Linked DNA regions of Homo sapiens: region 1 is linked to region 2. A link is a loop called in an ENCODE intact Hi-C map of the cell type or tissue named here. Cell type or tissue: CD4-positive, alpha-beta T cell. All regions are shown on one strand.

Region 1 (8,000 bases), 54 kb before region 2:
GTGTTCTGAGAAGCAGACAGATGCTGCAGAGAGTCAGAGTGAGAAATGAAGAGTCAGGGCAATTCACAGCTCAGGCAGGATACTGGAAACCAAGATGACACTTCTGATCCACCGTCAAGGAGGAGTATGCTCCGAGCTCTCTCCACATGGACTTATGTGCATTGACCAACCAGTAAGAGATGAGAGAATAAATAAACAGGAAGCTGTCATGCTGTTAAATGTTCCTTTGGAACTTGTATCAAAAGGCACAGGGAAAATATACAGAATGTGAAAACTGCGTTGTTTCCATTAACTGCTTTTCTACTCACATCTCAGGGAACAAATCCTCAATAGTGTCCTTACCTGAGCACTTTCACGGTGTGTATATTTGTCCATTTTCATGCTGCTGATAAAGTTATACCTGAGGCCGGGCGCCGTGGCTCATGCCTGTAATCTCAGCACTTTGGGAGGCCAAGGAGGGTGGATAAGCTGAGGTCAGGAGTTCAAGACCAGCCTAACCAACATGGTAAAACCCCATCTCTACTAAAAATAGAAAAAAAATTAGCCGGGCGTGGTGGTGGGCACCTGTAATCCCAGCTACTCAGGAGGCTGAGGCAGGAGAATCACTTGAACCCAGGTGGTGTACGTTGCAGTGAGCCAAAATCGCGCCATTGCACTCCAGCCTGGGCAACAAGAGCAAAATAACTCCATCTCAAAAAAAAAAAAAAAATACTCGAGACTGGGTGATTTACAAAGGAAGAGAAGTTTAATGGACTCACAGTTCCATGTGGCTGGGAGGCCTCACAATCATGGCGGAAGGCAAAAGGCATGTCTTACATGGAGGCAGACAAGAGAGAAAATGAGAACAAAGTGAAAGGGGTTTCCCCTTATAAAACCATCAGATCTCGTGAGACTTATTCACTACCTCAAGAATAGTATGGGGGAACCGCCCCCATGATTCAATTATCTCCCACCTGGTCCCTCCCACACACGTGGGAATTATGGGAGCTACAATTCAAGATGAGATTTGGGTGGGGACACAGCCAAACCATATCAGTGTGATTTTGAGAACTGTTTCCAATTGGTACAGCCCTCAAGCCTTGTTCTCAAACCTTCTCAGAAGTCTGTGAGTCATCCAGTATATAATCAATAAATTCTGATTCTACTTAGATCACCTAGGTTATGTTTCTTTGTTTGCAAATAAGAACTCTGGCTGATATATGTCCCATATCCTGTCCTGGGTATAAAAATCTCTAGGTTCCTGTTTGGATGATTAGGAAGTGACCTGTTAGTTAATGTATGGTCTTCATGTCATCCAAGAAGGGAAGGCCATGAAAGAGTGACTGTGGTCAGTTAGTCAAAAGTCGTAACTGCATGGCGAGCCTGGGCTGGCTGGCCATACTTTGACCAACGCTGATTCACCTACACCACTGGCTGGGGTGGCAGCCCACAGCAAAGAGCTGTGATCAGTGGCCACCACTTACAACTCATTACTCTATAGCACGGTGGCAATCTTAACTCTAGAGGACCAACACAAGCAATTCTCCTCTGTATACTGAAGAAAATTGTAGTAGAAATTCCAACACCTATTCTGAGAAACCCAACGTGCATTTTCCACCTTGAAATAAACATTTTACATGCAATGGTCTTAATAATGGTCATTAGTGAGCTGTAGTAAGCAACCCTGATGGATAGCCCATCTGGTCGGAAGCCTGGCTTGCTGTCCCAGCCCTGCCTGCTCCTAGATTTGGATTCTGGAATGCAAATCAGCACCCAATTTCTGAATATTTTCTCATCCCTTGTTGCTGAGTTTGTCTTGCTTACTTATATCCCTCCTCTCTCTCTCTCTCTCTCTCTCTCTCTCTCTCTCTCTTTTCCTCCCTTCTACTTCCATGACATCCCTGCTCTCTGATATAAGAAGAATGAGGAAGAATAGGTTAAGAGGGAGAAGGAACACTTTCCAGCAGAGGAAATGTGCAGAACACCCAAAGATGAGCAAATTCAGGCTGGAGGACATTTAGGAAACTACAAGTAATTCCACTGGATGTGAAGCCAGAAACTGTGTGAAGGGCATTGGCAAGAGGTGAGTCTGAAGAGCTCATGACAGTGACAATAACACATGGAGAGATCTTCTGTGCCTGGAACCGTTGTGAGGTTTCACATAGATTCCCACACCCTACCCTCACAGCACCTTTTGAGGTACGTACTATTGTTGTTCCTATTTTACAGATAAGGAAACTCCGGCATACAGAAGTTACACAACTTGCCCAAGTCATGTAGTGAGGAAGAGGCAGAGCTGGGGTGTGAACGAGGACCCTAAGCAAAGCTACTGAACTTGGACTTCCACCTGAGAGCTACAGAAGACCTTTAAAGAGGAGAGGGATCTGATTGGCCTGTACTTTAGAGAGATTGTAGGATGCCAGTGTGTCCCCTGATGCCAATAACAAGACTGAAACTGAGGATGTTTGGGAGTTAACACTCGAAGAAGATGTCAACAGACATCAGAGCCAGCACAGGAAGCAAGCGGGCAGTGGCGTGGGATGGAACTAGGGCCAATTGCCAGGTTTCCAAGAACTGAGTGGGGAGCTGCCAGGATTGCAGCCAAGGCTGCAGGAGATAAGGGCATGGGGATGGCACCTAACTGGCTCAGGCTATTTCTCAAAGGCAGGAGCACCCACCAGCTTCCTTGACCCTGACTGTACCCAGTGCCTGACACCAACTTATCTTTTCCAATTTATCTCCCTGGGTTCACATCCTCCCACAACCAGAACCTATTCTGTCATTTATACCCACACGTATTCACAAAACGACCCAGGGGCATTGCAAGAAATAAATACGTAATGAAATGATGTTAAAATATGGATAAAAACAAATATTAAGACCAGAGAAAACACTCATCAGAGCAGAAATTGAGCTTTTGGGGAGGAAAGGAGAAGAAACTCAAATATTCAAGCTGTGTGGTTCCTTGCTCTTGCTCAAGTTAAGCTCAAGTTTGAAGCTAAACTTCCAGTCAAAGTGAAAACGAAGGCAAGGTCATTTACATGGTCGTTACGGAGAGAAAAGAGGAAGTGCACCAGCTGCCAAGAAAACTTGTGGCCCTTTGCTAGCAAAGGTGTGGCATGAATTTTCAAAGTGGACTGCTTTCCAATCCCTTAACCCCCCCTTTACTTCCCCCATCACACCTGTGTTTAGGTGGTTGCATCCATCTAGCTTACAAGCATGTAAGTGTCAATCAAAATCCTGCCCAAATTTTAGAGCCCATCTTAAGTAGTTTGGCACCCATGAAGAAGGTGTCTTTTCCCTCCCTGGTCAGAAGTTTTTCCCCTTAATTATTTCTCTGCCTTGTTGTTGCTTCTTTCATAGCACTCATTATATTCTCTCACATGTTACAATTCAATGTCTATGTGTCTTGTCTTTCGTGAGGCAGCATAGCCTAATGGTTAGAGCAACAGCTCAGGAGTCAACCTCCCTGGGTTCTAGCTTGCCCCTCTCTGGCTGTGTAACCTTGGGCAACATACTTGATCCATCTAAGCTTCAGTTTTTTTTCATCTGTAAAATGAGAATCATAAGAGCATCATCCTTGTTCTCTTAGCACGGCACTTGGCACATGGTAAATTATCACATTTTTATCAGCATCTTCATAATTATCATCTCATCTCCTAGGGCTGTCAGTACAGTAGCCACTAGCCACAGGGAGCTCTTCAAATCTAAATTAATTATAATCAAATAAAGCTTAAAAGTCTTTTCCTTAGGGGTACTAGCCTCATTTCAAGTGCCAGCTGTAGCTAGTGACTACCATATTGGACAGCCCAGATACAGCATATTCCCACAATCACAGAAAGTTCTAAAGTTCCCTCTAGAACGGGGACTAGCAATTTTTTTTCTGTCAACGGTCAAATAGGTAATTATTTTAGACTTTGTGGCCATAAGGTCTTTGTTGCAACCACTCACCTTCACCACTATAGTGTGAAAGCAGCATAGACAACAAATAAATGAATGGGCATGGCTGTGTTCCAATAAAAGTTGACTTATGGACACTTTAAAGTAAATTTCATCTAATTTTTATGTCACAAAATATCATTCTCCATTCGAGCTTGTTTAGCCACTGAAAAATATACAGCCAGGCACAGTGGCTCACGCCTGTAATCCCAGAAATTTGGGAGGCCTGGGCAGGCAGATCACTTGAGCTCAGGAGTTCGAGACCAGCCTGAGCAGCATGGCAAAACCCTGTCTCCACAAAAAATACAAAAATGGGCCAGACATGGTGGTGTGTGCCTATAGTCCCAGCTATTTGTGGGGCTGAGGCAGGAGGATCACTTGGGCCCAGGAGGTCAAGTGCAGTAAGCTGTGTTTGCACCACTGCACTCTAGCCTGGGTGACAAAGTGAGACCCTGTCTCAAAAAAAAAAAAAAAAAAAAAAAAAGTAAAAACTAAGCTTAAGAGCTGTACAAAAACAGGTGATAGATCCAAATTTGTTGACCCCTTCTTTTAGAATATAAACTCCATTTGAACAAATATCATGTCTTCCTCATATACTACATAGCAGACTTCTGTTCTACATTCGAGGAGAGTGATACATAGTTCACAGCCTTTTTACCATAGGAGCTCACAGACTGCAGTCAGCCAAATGATGACCCCTGCAAGAACGTCCACGTCCTACTGCCCAAAAACATGTTGAAGTGTTACAGTACATGGCAAATGGGAATTAATATTGTAGATGAATTTAAGGTTACTAATCAGATGATCTTAAAATACAGAGATTGTCCTGGATTATCTGGACGTGGCCGGTGTAATCACAAGGGTCCTTCCATGTGGAAGAGGAAGATAGAAAGCTAGTATCAGAGTGATGCAGCATTAGGAAGACTCATCTGGCCATTGCTGGCTTTGAAAATGCAGAGAGGGCCGGGCGCAGTGGCTCATGCCTGTAATCCCAGCACTTTGGGAGGCCAAGGGAGGTGGATCATTTGAGGTCAGGAGTTCAAGACCAGCCTGGCCAACATGATGAAAACACATCTGTACAAAAAATACAAAAATTAGCCAGGCGTGGTGGTACACGCCTGTAATTCCAGCTACCCAGGAGTCTGAGGCAGGAGAATTGCTTGACCCCGGGAGGCGGAGGTTGCAGTGAGCCGAGATAGCGCCACTGCACTCCAGCCTGGGTGACAGAGTGAGACTCCATCAGAAAGAAAGGAGAGGAGAGGAGAGGAGGGGAGAGGAGGGGAGCGCAGGGGAGGGGAGGGGAGGAGAGGAGAGGAGAGGAGAGGAGAGAGGAGAGGAGAGAGGAGAGGAAAGGAAAGGAAAGGAAAGGAAACGCAGAGAGGGACCAGGAGCCAAGAAATGTGGCCTGCCTCTAGAAGCTATAAAAGGCAAGAAAACAGATTCTCCCCCAGAGCCTTCAGAAAAGGATGCAGCCCTGCCAACATCTTGCTTTCAGCCTATTGAGACCCATTTAGGATTTCTAAGGTTCAGAATTCCAGATAATAAATTTGTATGGTTTTAAGGCACTAAGTTTTCTGTAATTTGTTATAGCATCAAAAGAAACTAATACACAGATAAGTAGAAGAAATAGACATGAGAACAAATGTGCTACAATGTATGTGATGAGTAAATGAGTATAATAAGAGAAGCACGTGCAATACAAACATTAGCACAGAGAAGATATAGAACCCTGTATGGGAAGAAGTAAGTCTTTCCAGAAGCACCATCAGAGGTAAATTTTGAAAGCTCAACAAGAATTTACCAGGGAGATGGAGGAGCTGGTGGTGTGATAGACAGGTGAGGACAGAGGAATGGAGTAAGGATGGGAACGTCAGTCCAGGCAAATGGAATAAATAAGAAAAGGAGGCTGGTATAGACAATGGCACCAAGGTAAAGACTATAGTTGGTTCAGGAACCTAGAAGAAGCCTGGGGCCAGGTATGATGGCTTTCACCTGTAACCCCAGCACTTTGGGAGGCCAAGGTGGGAGGATCACTTGAGGCCAGGAGTTTGAAACCAGCCTGGAAAATATAGTGAGACCCCATTTCTACAAAAGAAACTTTTAAAAAAATTAGCAGGGCATGGTGGCACACATCTGTAGTCTTAGCTACTCGGGAGGCTGAAGCGGGAGGACCTCTTGGGCTCAGGAGTTCAAGGCTAAAATATTCTACACTCGAGTCTGGGAAACAGAGCAAGACCCAGTCTCAAAAAAAAGAGCCTGAGATATAAAGAAGAGTACAGTAGGAAGGGAAGGTAGACAGAGGCCAGATCTAGGAGGATCTTAGCCCTGCTAAGAAGACTTTCTTTGTTTAATAGAATTCCAATTATCTACGGCTATCTAACAAGTTAACATAAGGCTTAAAACAATAATTATATCTCATTTGTGGAGCAGGACATTTGGCAGGCCCAGCTAGGGGGATTCTTCTGTTCCATGTGGTGTCGACTGAGGTCAGGGGTGGCATTCACCTGGAGGATGGGCTGGTCTGAAGGATACCAAGTGGCTTCTGCTTGGTGGGGAGGATTGATATACCAGGCCCAGCTGAGACCGTTTGCCGGGCACTTACATTACAGAAGTCTCAGGGTATCCAACTTTTCCACAGTGGTCAGGGCTACCAGACAGAATGTTCCATGAGAGGCAGGCAAAAGCTGCATGGCTTTTTATAACTTACCCTTGAAGTCCCAGCACAGCACTCCTGCTATTTTATTTTATTTTATTTATTTTTTGAGACAAAGTCTCCCTCTATCTCCCAGGCTGGAGTACAGTAGTGCCATCTTGCTCATTGCAACCTCTAACTCCTGGGTTCAAGCGATTCTCATGCCTCAGCCTCCCAAGTAGCGGGAATTACAGGCTCCCACCACCATGCCTGGCTAATTTTTGTATTTTTGTAGTAGAGATGAGGTTTCTCTATGCTGGCCAGGCTGGTCTCGAACTCCTGACCTGAAATGATCCACCCACCTCAGCCTCCCAAAGTGCTGGGATTACAGGCATGAGCCACCACACTCGGCCCATATTTTCTTACTCAAACAAATTACTTAGGCCAGCCTAGATTCAAGGGGAAGGGAATTAAACCCAGTCCGTCAACGGAAAGAGTGTTAAAGCTCTTTGGCTGTCTTTAATGTGCCGCAACTAGAACAGGGAGCCAGTAAATGGCATTTTTGATTATATATTTTTAAACATTTTCAATATAGAAAAATACAAAAAAGAAAATTAAAATCATCCATAATCCTCCCACCTAGAAACTATTCACAACGTTGTGAAGAATTTTCTTTCAAAATTTTTGATGGACGATGTTGCCACATTCTCCATTTATCTTCATGCTTTTCCACTCAAGGGCTTTAAGTAGGAAATAGATACTATTAAATTTGCGTGTTGGGCCAGGTGCCGTGGCTCACACCTGTAATCCCAGCACTTTGGGAGGCCAAGGCAGGCAGATCATGAGGTCAGGAGTTCAAGACCAGCCTGGCCAACATGGCGAAACCGCATCTCTACTAAAAATACAAAAATTACCTGGGCATGGTGGCACGCACCTGTAATCCCAGCTTCTTGGGAGGCTGAAGCAGGAGAATCGCTTGAACCCAGGAGGCGGAGGTTGCAGTGAGCCGAGATCACGCCACTGCACTCCAGCCTGGGTAACAGAGCAAGACTCTGTCTCAAAAAAAAAAAAAAATTGCAAGTTGAAAAATATCTTTGGCATCAGTGCAAAGAATAGTTTGGCAAGGAGACAAAGTGGGAAGCGATTGCTACAGCGCCGGGAGTGGCCACTCCGAGGCTTGGCTGCAAAAAAGTAAGAACACGTGCGGGGGGAATCAGCTATTCCATGAGCTTCTCCCTATTTAATTTTTTTATATGGACAACTTAACTTTTAAAAAATATTACACAGCACTTGCCTTTCAAGTTGCCTGCTTGGCCCTCTTCCAAGTGTATTTTCCTTCCTTTTGTTCCTGCTCTAAAGCTTTCTTTTCCCTTCAACTTTTAAGTTCAGGGGTACATGGGCAGGATGTGTAGGTTTGTTCCATAGGTAAACGTGTGCCATGGTGGTTTGC
Region 2 (8,000 bases):
CCCAAGAGTTGAAGGCTGCAGTGAGCTATGATCACGCTGCTGCATTCCAGCCTAGGTGACACAGCAAGACCCTGTCTCTATAAAAAATAAAAATTTAAAAATTTAAAAAAGAAGAACACTTAGGAATTGTCATATGTTTCATTTTTAGTTAATGTTATTTCTCTTGTATTGAACTGAGGAAATATATTTTATGGAATCAAGACAGCTGTATGATGTATTTAGATTTGCATACTTTTACAGTTCTTTTGCAGTCTCCTCCCAGGGGCCCTTGCTATCCAGATGGAGGCTGATTGGCTCGAAGCCTCTGAGGCCAAATCTGTGGTGTTCTAGGGCAGATGCTATAAATATTTTGTAATTGATAAAAGGAGTTATTGCTTATAAAACCTAGAAAAGTAGATGAAATTCAAAGCAACAGACAAGGAGCTGAGTTGAAGGCAAGACCATGGTTCTGCGGGGGCTGAAAACTGATAGTTAAAAAAGCAATCAGCAGCATCGTGCCCACCCCAGAAGCATGCTCTCACACGAACTAAGAGTGCATCCTCGTTCCCTCCCAGTGTTTTCTCTCTGTTTCCCTCTGCGTTTAGTCTTATCTGCAGCCAGCATGAGGGTGACCTGAAATTCAGCTGAGTGAGCCGCAGAGCAGATGGTGCCATCAGAGCTCTTGGGAAAAAAATGCAGATCAGATCAGATGGGCTAGATGTAGATGCTGTTTCTAGGAGAGGCATATGTCAAGGCCCCGCTATCCCAGGGATTGGGTGTGGGGCTGGGAGGGGACACAAGAGGATATCAGAAACCTCTGAACAGAAGGAAGCATAGAACCACGTAGTTCTAACCACGGCATGTGCTGGCAAAAGGCACAGTGATTGGATAAGTCAGAGAATATTTCACAGAGGAACACTCATATTTATCATCAATTTTGAGAACCTGTTAGAATTTTTTTAACCCTCAGTCCCCAGTCTCAGACCTACGACAGAGCCTTAGGTAAAACTGAGAAAGGGCTGGGCACAGTAGCTCATGCTTGTAATCCCAGCACTTTGGGAGGCCGAGGCAGGAGGAGCTCTTGAGCTCAGGAGGTAGACTAACCTGGACAACATAGTGAAACCCGGGTCTCTACAAAAAATACCAAAAAATTAGCCAGGCATGGTGGCGCACACCTGTAGTCCCTGCCACCCGAGAGGCTGGGGTGGGAAAATGGACTGAGCCCCAGAGGTTGAGGCTACAGTGATCTGTAATCCTGCCACTGCACTGCAGCCTGGGTGACAGAACGAGACCCTGTCTGAAAAAAAAAAAATTGAGAAATGTGTTTAAATTTTATTTTTCTGCTTGGTTAACACTGATGACCTTCATCATTCTGAGCCATGGATAGTCTTCCTTGGGGAATAGCAGGGCAGGCTTTTCCCAGGAGCAGAGCCTGCCTCTTTTGTGTGGTATTTTTTGGTACCTTCCCTTCTAGCTGATGTTCCCTGGAATAAAAGGAGCTGGCTGAGACCAGTGGTTCTTGAGCCTCAGTGTGCATCGCAATCACCTGGTATTCGTCTAAAAACTTCCCAAACCAGAATCTCCGGGGAGAGCCCAGGGCTTGCTCCTTGGGCAGCTCCTTGGGCATCCAGGTCTAAGAAACACTGGCCTGAGGGGAGCCAAGTCAGGCATGTGCAGGGGTGGTCGGCAGCTGCTCAGATGTGCGAGGAGCTGCCCAACCAGAAATGCCTTCCTGACACCTCCTCACCAGCACCGATGTCTGCCCTTGTACTGGGCTATGCGTTATATTCCTTTAAACACCCGATACATCAACCCTGTGGCCTGTTTTCACTTAGCTGAGAGCACAGCCATTGGGAAGAGGCTCTGAACCTGACAAGCTTTCATGTGGAGAGGAAGAGAAGGGTCTGGCAGCAGTGGGGAGAGCAAGCACCAGAGAGAGGAGCCCAGGAAGGAACAGTGGGGACGTGGGGCACTGGGGTGTTCAAATGGGGCCGAAGCCCTTCTCCTTTTCCCTTTGCCAGGGCTCAGACAGCGGCCCAAAAGCAGGCCTGGAGGAGAGTCTGAGTAGAAATAAGTTAGAGCTGGTAATTATTCAGAGAGGGGTAAAACCTAAGATTTGGTGATGGAGAGAAAGCAAAGAAACCCATTTTTATATAGGAGGGAGACCTGTGCTATAAACACTGAAAGGCAGCCTGTTAGATGGCAGTGGAAACTACAGAAGGCACATGAAATTGTCTTACATGGCACAGGGGGTCTGATCAGAAAGTGTTCAGAAGTCCTGTTGAACGCGGTGGCTCAGGCCTATCATCCCAGCACTTTGGGAGGCCGAGGCGGGCAGATCACCTGAGGTCGGGAGTTCGAGACCAGCCTGATCAACATGGTGAAACCCCGTCTCTACTAAAAATACAAAATTAGCCAGGTGTGGTGGTGCATGCATGTAATCCCAGCTACTCAGGAGGCTGATGCAGGAGAATTGTTTGAACCCTGGAGGCAGAGGTTGCAGTGAGCTGAGATTGCGCCACTGCACTCCAGTCTGGGTGACAGAGTGAGACTCCTTCTCAAAAAAAAAAAAAAAAAAAAAAAGTGTTCAGGATCCCTGTTCTAAGGAAAGAAGGAGAAGGAAGAGAGGGAGGGAGGAATGGAGGGAGGGAAGAAGGAAGGAGAGAAGTAAAAACAATCTTAATTTCTAATAAAATTTCTTAAGATCTTGCATTTTATGCTTGTGTTCAGGTGGATGATTACATGTGTATGTGTGTACATCCATAAACACAATCTTCAAAATGCATCATCAAAATTCTGCTTTAGGCTTAGAATCAAGTTAGGACTCATATGAAAGATGAATGATTTGGATTTGGTCAGGGTCTTTGTAAGGAACGGTTCGGTAGACTGATAAGTCTGTGTGATTACAGAGGCTGCTGGTTTGCCTAGAAGAGTCCATTTATATTCACAACATTAAAGACATGAAGCTGTTGAAGACCCTCCTGGATATTCCTGCAAACCCAACAGGTGAGCTCCAAAAATGGAACAAATGTCCCTGAAATTTCATGTCCTGGTGCTTCTTTCCCAAGCTTTATTTTCCTCCAAATTGCGAACGTGAAGCAGTGTTTGCTTTTTGAGTCTTAGTGAGGTTTATCTCGAAGCTTTGTCTTAATGGCGGCAGATTCAAATTATGTCAGGCTGTGTGTCCTGCAGGGGGGCTGTGTGCCCTTCATTGCAGTCCAAGAATAACAACACCCTTTGTCTGGGACCCATATCAGCAAATGTGTCAAGGCACGTAAGGTAGACATGTAAAAGATTTCAAGCATCTGCTGTTGAAAAGTGTTTACCCCTAATTGTTTTTTGTGGTTCGTTCAGTACAGAGTAGGCGTGATAATTAGAAGCAGGTTTCAACTTGGCGTGTCTGCATGGCCAGCAAAAAGACAATCTGAACCATAAAGAATATGTTTTATTACATGACAAAGAAATCTCTCTACTTCGACGATATGCTAGGATATTAAACCTTACTGAATTCTCGGGATTTAACACTATTTAATACATTCCTGGTGTATAAGAAGAGGAATGGTTTGGATTTGTTATATTGAAATAGCAGATGACATTATATGAATTCATCAAGCTAGGAGTAAACAAGAAAGAATTCCTTCATTGTGTGGTGGGGTGAGGAGTCAGCACACTGGAACAACTTGTACATTTAATGACTCCAGATTAATATTTGCAGATTATATTTCAGTTTGGTATCATTGAACAACTGCTTCTATTATATTTCAGTTTAGTATCATTGAACAACTGCTTCTATTTGCTGTTTCTGAGTTATTTGGCTTTCACTGAATTTCAAGATCTATCTGGGTGCCATCCAAGTCACCTAGACTTTTTGAACCTTGGTTCCCTTATGAATAATACCCATCTCCCAGGGTTGGCTGAGAATTAAACAAGGTAATGTTTGTGAAAGTGACCAGCACAGGAACTGCCATGCATGAAATACTTCTGATGCCTTCTCTTCATTCCAATTCTATAAATGGCCCTTGGCTGTTGATTTCAGTGCTTTCACATTTCAGCTATGGCAAAAGGATATTTTAAAAGAACAAAGCTAGCCGGGTGCGGTGGCTCACACCTATAATCGCAGCACATTGGGAGGCCGAGGCGGGTGGATCACCTGAGGTTAGGAGTTCAAGACCAGCCTGACCAACATGAAGAAACCCTGTCTCTACCAAAAAAATACAAAAATTAGCTGAGCATGGTGGCGAGTGCCTGTAATCCCAGCTACTTGGGAGGTTGAGACAGGAAAATTACTTGAACCCAGGAGGCGGAGGCTTCAGTGAGCTGAGATCGCACCACTGCACTCCAGCCTGGGCAACAGATCGAGACTCTGTCTCAAAAAACAATGAATAAATTAAAAATAAATAAATAAATAAAAGAACAAAGCCATTGAGGCTGTTAGGGAGTTCTGTGAGATAATGACTTTGAAGCACATTTTCTGAAATGGAAGACGGTACGTGAAGAAGCTGTGGGTGGTAAGTTTTTCCCTTAGAAATGAGAGGCTGAAATCATCTGGACAAGTATCTATTGCAGACATTCTTTGTGCTTGGCACCATAGTAGGCACCATTAGGCAACCTCATACCAGGAGCCCAAAATCTAGTTGTCACGAGTTCCCTTCAACAGTCTGTCTGAGGTGGTCTGAGACAGGTGCGCCAGCAGCCTTTGGCAGGGGTGGAACCATGTTTAACTCTGGGGTGCGGACACAGTTGAAGGGAGCATGTGCTCTTCTGATCAGGAATGAGAGGCCCCTGAATCTGCATAGAGCTTGAGGCTGGCAGGGCCTGAGCTGGGCCTTCAGGGATTTGGGGAGGGACATCGGGCATGCAGAAAGCTAGAAGCTGCCTGTGGCTCTCAGTTTCTCTGAAGAGAGGGGAGTGGACAGTAAATGCCACTTACTCCTCACACCTGTTGCACACTTGACCCCCAGAGGACAGGGTTGCTTCAGGACTGAGCACCCTCCCTTGCAAACAGATGTTTCTCCTTTTTTTTTTTTTTTTTTTGAGACACAGTCTCACTCTGTTGCCCAGGCTGGAGTGAGGTGGTGCAATCTCAGCTCACTGCAACCTTCGCCTCCCGGATTCAAGTGATTCTCATTCCTCAGCCTCCTGAGTAGCTGGGACTACAGGTGCCTACCACCACACCCAGCTAATTTTTTGTATTTTTAGTAGAGATAGGATTTCACCATGTTGGCCAGGCTGGTCTTGAACTCCTGTCCTCAAGTGATCCGCCCGCCTTGGCCTCCCAAAGTGCTGGAATTATAGGCATGAGTCAGCATACTTAGCCACCATTTACTCTTATTTTTTAGCAAATATAGTTGTTTTTCTGTAGTTCAGAAAACTCACTGGTTGCCTTACTTTCTGCAGCTTAAACAGAGAGAAAATAAGGTTTAAAAGTGCAGGGCTATTTGTGTTCCCTGTTAGAGACAGTGTATATTGTTTGTAAAGGGAATCGATTTTATCTCAAGAAAAATGAGAAACAATAGCAGAGACTTCCTCTGTCTCAGATAAAAGAATGCCTCCTTATGAAAGGATCCAGGGATAGGTTGAGTATTTCTTCTGAAAGACCAGGAGCAAACTGTGTCTTTTTAGACCTCTGATGTTCTTTGGAGATATAGCCCAAGGTGTTTTAAATGCTCACGTTTATAATTATCACCTCAACTTCTCCTGAGCTCCCTTTCTACTGCAGTAAAATGGAGATGATCATTTTTAGCCCCCAGAGTTGCCACGGAGAGCGTTACCTGAGGTTGTGGCCTGGGTGGGCAAAGGTGGGTCCGCCCTGTCCATGCGGGCAGTCAGACTCACTCCGCAGCCCTCTCTGTCCCATAGGACAGCCTTGCACAGGTCAGAGCTGCGCTTCAGTGACATGACCAGGTCCTCACTCGGGAACCTTCAGAGGACTCCGCCCTGCCAATTATACATTCCCCAGAGGCCAGGAGTCGCCTTATCTGTTCTCATCCTCTAGTTTATTTTCTGAACAAAGAAATAAGATGGAAACTGTGACTGTTGATTTTATAAATCCTTGCTGGGTACAGAAGGAAGACACAATCACTCGTCTAATTGTCTTCAGCACACAAATCCTGAATGCATTTTGACTTCATAAACTACAAGTAAATTAGCTATACAGAGTTCGCCTGTTGCCTCACACTTGGTATCTAACGCAGCTGTAAATTTCCTTCTTTCTGTCTGTTTGTGTCATGCCCGTTCCTGTTGTGTCAGAGATTGCAGGCTGTTTCCTTTAAAGAGCTTGGCCAGACAGGGGCTCGAAGTTAATTTCCTGCTAGCACAGCAGTCTGCTCTGAGCAGTCAAGGGTGGAAATCTCCATGAAAGTCCTGCCAACTGCAGACCTCCCAGTATGGAGGAGGTGGTCACAGAGCTGACCACCTTTTATGGGATATTGAGGGAGCGTTCCATACCACACAGCAATGCAGATCATTGAACAGTTCATGGTTTCTTCCCCAGCAAGACCTCTTTCTTGTTTGAAAATGCTAATAAAAGTGGTATAAATGCTTCCCTTTTGTAGGAGCATAGGGCATTTGCTGTACAAAGAAGATGTCTTTCTATTTTTGAAAATCGGAAAGCGTAACCTGAGACATTAATCAACTCAGAGGGAACTGCATTTTATAAATCACTGTTAACTTACCTAAAGTTTGACATGCAATACTTTAAATACCAAGATGAGAATCATTTAGAATCATGGGACTTCCTTTGAATTCCACTGATGATGCCATTGGTTCTTGAGTTGAGAGCAGGCACTTCTTTTCCAGCTGTAGAAGAATTACAGCCAAACAATTACAGTGGAATTATAGCTGCCAGTGACTTATGAAAATATGTGTCAAGCTATAACACATCCAAAAGCCCCATCAGAACCTCATTCCTAGGTAGAAAAAAGACTGGAAGAAAATATGCTCAGATGTTCAGAACAGTGAAAAGCCTCTGGGTTTTAGAATTGTGGGTGATTTTTTTTCTCCTTATATTTTCTAGGCTTTGCAAATGTTCTACACCATCACTTTTATATTATACAATAATATTTTTAAAGCCCATATCCTTCCTTAAAAAGGCTTTGTGTAACACCTGTAACAGAAAGAGGAGACTGGCAGAATGGCAATAGCCAAGCTAAGGAAAACTCTTCTTGCTTGCCTTGGGTGGTTCCCAAGATACGAAGATACATTCGTGTGGCTCGTTGGATTTTTCTGACACTTGGGCCATAGGGAAGTCACAGTAGGCTTTTCTGGGGACCTTCATTAAGTCTGTAAGGGTAGGAAGGCAGGATTCCTTGTCTAAATTCAGATGGATTGGTAGAGGTGCGAGCCTGGAGGCAAAACTGTCAAATAAGTGGTATGTGTCAGAGTATGCCTGCCCTCACTCTTATCCTTTGTCCCTTTCTTGTTAGCATCTAGTGTCAACCAGTTCTATAATAGGTATTGCAGAAAGTTCAATATTAGCTTAGAAAGTTTAAACGTTTCTTCCCTTCTGGGAATATTTATGTTTTAACATAAGACTCTGAAGCACAGCTGGAGGTATGCGTCCAAGGCTTCTGCTCCAAGACTGCTTAGCTCTCTCTGCCACAAAGACACGCCCAGTATTTTCAGAGGGAAGAAGTAAGAAACGAAGGCTTGGCATCTTGAAGTGTTAAATCTGGAAAGACCTCTATATCACGGTAGCCTTCATTTCACAGACAGGAAACAGGCCTGAAAGAGCAGCAAATAACTCGGCCAGAGTTTCACAGTACATAGCAGACCTCAGTCTTGAACTCATGTCCTCAGCCTATCTCTAACCAGATAAATATTCCTGAAACATGCCTTAAAATAAAATTTGAAAATCTTTTTTGAGATAAAATTCACATCCTATACAATTCACCCGTTTAAAATGCATGGTTCAATAGCTTTTGGTATATTCACGGAATTGTGTAACCATCACCACAATTAATTTTAGAGCATTTTCATCGCCCCAAACCTTGTACCTCTAAGCCATCACTCCCTATGCCCCC

What was found. A loop is a pair of places that touch in the nucleus more often than their neighbours do. Peaks named below come from ENCODE experiments on the same cell type or tissue, not always from the same donor. Only the 100,000 strongest peaks of a DNase experiment are listed, where the experiment ranks them.
Region 1: it touches region 2 in a loop (5-fold over the local background); 2 of 110 quality-filtered maps call a loop at or near these places.

What each region holds. Positions count from the first base shown.
Region 1 is chr17:68,493,221-68,501,220 of GRCh38, reverse strand. It overlaps a transcript of PRKAR1A not described here. Among named protein-coding and RNA genes, the nearest start is that of PRKAR1A, 15 kb to the left of the region's middle. RefSeq lists a silencer at 2,491-2,674. In CD4-positive, alpha-beta T cell, no CTCF peak of the experiment used is centred here; a DNase peak (open chromatin) is centred at 3,030; H3K4me3 peaks cover 478 bases.
Region 2 is chr17:68,439,478-68,447,477 of GRCh38, reverse strand. It overlaps WIPI1 (WD repeat domain, phosphoinositide interacting 1), which reads left to right. Exons shown (of 13, transcript NM_017983.7): 4 at 2,889-2,985. It also overlaps a transcript of ARSG not described here and a transcript of PRKAR1A not described here. Among named protein-coding and RNA genes, the nearest start is that of WIPI1, 14 kb to the left of the region's middle. In CD4-positive, alpha-beta T cell, no CTCF peak of the experiment used is centred here; no DNase peak of the experiment used is centred here; H3K27ac peaks cover 794 bases.